Linked DNA regions of Homo sapiens: region 2 is linked to region 1. Evidence: read pairs that join two places in POLR2A ChIA-PET (ENCODE). Cell type or tissue: GM12878. All regions are shown on one strand.

What was found. ChIA-PET counts read pairs that join two places held together with the same protein. Peaks named below come from ENCODE experiments on the same cell type or tissue, not always from the same donor. Only the 100,000 strongest peaks of a DNase experiment are listed, where the experiment ranks them.
Region 2: POLR2A ChIA-PET joins it to region 1 with 7 read pairs; 2 of 35 experiments call an interaction of 5 or more read pairs at or near these places.

The regions. Positions count from the first base shown.
Region 1 is chr18:35,173,110-35,175,609 of GRCh38, forward strand. No RefSeq gene overlaps it. Among named protein-coding and RNA genes, the nearest start is that of ZNF397, 67 kb to the right of the region's middle. In GM12878, no CTCF peak of the experiment used is centred here; a DNase peak (open chromatin) is centred at 1,292.
Region 2 is chr18:35,667,953-35,670,452 of GRCh38, forward strand. All of the region lies in intron 3 of GALNT1 (polypeptide N-acetylgalactosaminyltransferase 1), which reads left to right. All of the region lies in intron 1 of LOC105372065 (a long non-coding RNA gene), which reads right to left. Among named protein-coding and RNA genes, the nearest start is that of MIR3975, 77 kb to the left of the region's middle. In GM12878, no CTCF peak of the experiment used is centred here; no DNase peak of the experiment used is centred here.

The sequences.
Region 1 (2,500 bases):
GTTTTGTTTTGTTTTGAGGCAGGGTCTCATTCTGCCGCCCAGGTGGGACTACAGTGGTGCAATCACCACTCATTGCAGCCTTGAGCTCCTGGGCTCAAGCAGTCCTCCTGCCTCAGCCTACTGAGTAGCTGGGACTACAGATGCACACTACCATGCCTGGTTAATTATTTTTATTTTTATTTTTGGTAGAGATGGGGTCTCACTATGTTGTTGCCCAGGGTGGTCTCAAACTCCTGGCCTCAAGTGATCCTCCCACCTTAGCCTCCCAAAGTGCTGGGATTACAAGCATAAGCCACAACACCTGGCCAGCATCACACTTTAAATTACCTGTGAAGTATCTATAATCATGATTACTTTGGGAACTAATGTTACCTAGGTCTCTGTCCTCCACCACTACATCCACCAGCCTCTTCACCCCACCGCTCACTGAGCATGGGGTTACCAGTCCTCTTAGTTCTGTCTAAACCCTCACTAAATCAGAATGCATAGTTCAGGCCAGACTGATTGGGGAAACTGAGACACATTTCTAACAGGACTTTCGCTTTTACAGCCTCATAATAACTACTATTGCAACATTATACTAAAAACAGTGCTGATGTTAATAATAATGATAATAATTTATTAAGTTCTGATTATATGTCAGGTACTTTACATATTTAATCCTCTCCAAAACTTTATGATAGAAGGTCCACAATCCTTATCCACAATTCTGAAATACAAAAAGCTCTGAAAACCCAAGTATTTTTCCCTAAGTATATGGCAAACTCTTCTTGTGGTAAAACTTGACCTGAACCAACATGAATTTTTAAAAAATAATCTTCATTTATCCACTTAGAGTGAACATTCATACATTTTGCTGCCACACAGGTCACATGTTTGAATGAGGGAGTGCTGTCCTAGGCCCTCCTGTCATGTCACATCTTATGTTCTTTGGAGTATATACACTTTTTTTCTTTCTAAAATCAAAATTATCTGAATACCAAAATACATCTGGCCACAAGAATTTCAAAGATCCCCACTTCTCAGATAAATAAACTGAGATTCAGAAAGAATACATTTTTAGTACACATCTCCTCTAAGTCATCAGAGCCCTTTTACTAATGTAATAGTCAATACTTGTTACAGGCTGAATTGTGTCCTCCCAAAAGTCATATGTTGAGACCCTAATCCCCAGCATGACTGTATTTAGATATGGGGCCTTTGAAGAGGTAATTAAAGTTAAATGAGGTCATAAGAGTTGGGGCTTAATCCGATAGGGCAGGTGTCCTTATAAGAAGAGGAAGTGAAACCGTAGCACTCTCTCTCTCTCCCTCCCTCTTTATCCCCCTCCCCCTCCCTTCCTCCTTCCCTCCCTCTCTCCGTTTCCCGCCAATCCCTCCCCCACCCACTCCACCCCCATCCCCACTGTCTTCCTGCACAAACACAGAGGAAAGGTTGTGTGAGGACACAGCAAGAAGGCAGCCATCTACAAACCAGAAAGAGAGGCTTCACCAGAAACCAATCCTGATTTTGGGACCTTGGTCCTGGTCTCCTAGCTTCCAGAACTGTGAGAAAATAAATGTCTATTGTTTAAACCACTCAGTCTGTGGCAGTTTTTTTTTTTTTTTTTTTATGGCCGCTCAAGCAAACTAATACAAAATTTATTTATTTTTTTAATTGGGAAAAGGGTAGCTATTATGTCTTCATATAAGCTAATAGTTGTAGTTAAGTGGACCACTTCAATGTATACGCCCTTCAAACTATTTTAAAGGCCACTGGCTCATGGCTGATCTGAGAGAGCTGGGATTGCATTTATCATCTGTTGTCACCCTATCCAGTCTTTCATGAGAAAAATTCAGCAAACAGCAATGATTTACTATGTGCCAGGCACTGTTCTAAGTGTTTCATGTATATTAACATGTTCAGCCTTCACAACAACCCCTTGAGATAGACACTATTATATCCACTTTACAAATGATGAACTTGAGGCACAGAGAGGTTACATATATTGTCTCGCTAGTAAAACTGGCAGAGCAAGCATCTGAATCTCAGCAGAAACCAAACAGGAAAAAATCCTTTTCCTCATAGTGCTTATAGGGAAAGGTAGGGCAGAAGGCAAATAAATAAAATAAATAAGCAAATTATATAGTAAAGTAAAAGGTTATAACTCCAATGGAGAGGAATTATCTAAGCGTTTAACAACTAGACCGGGCACTGTGGCTAGCTGGGCACAGTGGCTCACACTTGTAATCCCAGCACTTTGGGAGGCCAAGGCCAGTGGATCACTTGAGGTTAGGAGTTCCAGACCAGCCTGGCCAACATGGTGAAACCCCGTCTTTACTAAAAATACAAAAATTAGCTGGGCGTAGTGGTGGGTATTTGTAATCCCAGGTACTCAGGAGGCTGAGGCAGGAGAATTGCTTGAACCTGGGAGGCAGAAGTTGCAGCGAGCCAGAATTGCACCACTGCACTCCAGCCTGGGCAACAAAGTGAGACCCTGTCTCAAAAAAAAAAAAAAAAA
Region 2 (2,500 bases), 490 kb after region 1:
CTCCTGTTAGCTAGGCATTAAGTGCACTAAGGAAGAAAATATGTTATCAAAGTTGATGATGTGAATGCTGCATATCAAAACTTGTGAAATGTAGCTAATTCCATGCTTAGGTGATAATATATACCTTTAAATGCATATGACTTTTTTAAAAAGAAGATGGAAAGTTACTGAACTAACCATCTTAAGAAATTAGAAAAGGAACACATTAAAGAGAATAAGTAGAAGGAAGAGTGGAAACTTAAAACTTGGAAACTTAGGAAATAAAAACGTACAGTAGAGGAACAGCAAAGTCAAAAGTTCATGGGAAAAAATGATTAAAAAATGATAAAATTGACTAATCAAGAAAATAAGAGAGTCACAAATCCATAAAAGGTGGCGTCATTACAGATCCAGACCTTAAAAGATAATATATCACAAAGATGAGAAATTATAAAGTAGAATACAAACATCGAGTATAGAGGCTCAACAAAGCTGAAAGTTCTTTGGAAAAAAATCAACAAAATCAAAAAACGCTCTCCTAAATAGCAGATAATGGTATGAAAAAGACAGCATCCCTACACATCTTGCAGACGTTTGAAAGATTATATGTAGATTATATGAGGTTTTTTAAAATAGTCAAACTCGTAGAGGCAGGGTGTAGAATAGTAGTTGCCAGGGTCCGGTGGCAGGGGAGAAATGAGGAGATGCTGATTAGTGGGCATAAAGTTTCAGTTATGCAAGATGAATAAGGACTAGATACCTGCTATACAGTATTGTGCCTGTAGATAACAATGCTGCATTGTACCCTTAAAAACCTATTAAAAAGGTAGATCTCATGGTAAGTGTTCTTACCACAATGACGTAAAGATAAGATTATAAGTGAATATTATAAAATCCCAATTTTTTAAAATTTAGATGAAATTAGTAGTTCCTAGAAAAATATAACTTAGTAAAATTGACATCAGAGAAAAGAAAGTATAAGTTCTATAGCTATTAAGTAGAATTAATTATTTAAAAGCATTACACACAGCCGGGCGCACTGACTCACGCCTGTAATCCCAGCACTATGGGAGGCCGAGGTGGGCGGATCATGAGGTCAGGAGATCAAGACCATCCTAGCTAACATGGTGAAACCCTGTCTCTACTAAAACTACAAAAAATTAGCCAGGCGTGGTGGCACGCACCTGTAGTCCCAGCTACTCAGGAGGCTGAGGCAGAAGAATGGCATGAGCCGGGGAGGCGGAGCTTGTAGTGAGCCCAGATCACACCACTGCACTCCAGCCTGAGCAACAGAGAGAGACCATCTCGAAGAAAAAAAAAAATCTTTACACACAGACATTCACACAGTTAGACATAAACACAGACTTCCAGGCATAGATGGCTTTGCCAATGAAAATGAAGCAACATATCAAACTTATTTCATGAAATCAGCATGATCTTGATATGAAAATCTGACAAGGTTATTACAACAAAGAAATATTACAGACCAGTAGTCTCGATACAGATGCAGATTTATAAGTGAAATCCAGCAATATATAGAATAAATGATACATTAAAAATAAATTGGTTTATTCCAGACATGTGAAGTTGGTTTAGGATTTGAAGATCATTTAGATTCACCACATTTATAGGAAAACAGGCGATAAGTTATGTGATCATTTCATTAGATACAGGAAAAACATTTGATAAAATTTGTCACTGTCATGATAAAACCCCTTAGCAAACTAGAATAGAAGGGAACTTCTTTAATCTGACAAAAGATTTCTAGAAAAACAAAACCCTCCCAGCAAATATCTATATTTAATAATAATGTTGTAAGCTTTCCCTTTGAGATCTGGAACATGACACAGATGCCTGTTAACACCACTTCTGTTCAGTGTCTTACTGGAGGTCTTAGCCAGTGTAAGGAGGCAAGCAAAAGAACTCACTGTTATGAGGACTGGAAGAGAGGAATTAAAATTTATTAAAATTTATTACTTTAAGAAGTTCATTAAAATTTTATTATTTGCAGTTGACATGATTGTGTATAACAAAAATCCAAAAGAATTAGAGGATTAGAATAAAAAAGTGTTTAGAGACCGGTCACGGTGACTCACACCTGTAACCCTAGCACTTTGGGCACCTGAAGCAGGAAGATTGCTTGAGTCCAGGAATTCAAGACCAGCCTGAGCAACATTGATGAGACCCCATCTCTACAAAAAAATTAAATAACTAGCTGGACACAGTGGTGCATGCCTATAGTCCCAGCTGCTCAGGAGGCTGAGGCAGAAGGATAACTTGAGCTCAGGAGTTCGAGATTGCAGTGAGCCATGATTACACCACACTGCACTCCAGCCTCGGTGACAGTGTGAGACTCTGCCTCAAAAAAAAAGAAAAAAAATATTCAGTAAGGTTGAAGGTTTTAAGGTCTATATTAAAAAGAAAAATACGTTACATTTCTATATGTTGTTTTCTTACAAAAGCTAGAAAATAAAACAATTTTAAATATTACTTATAATGTAGTCTGAAAATATCAAATATC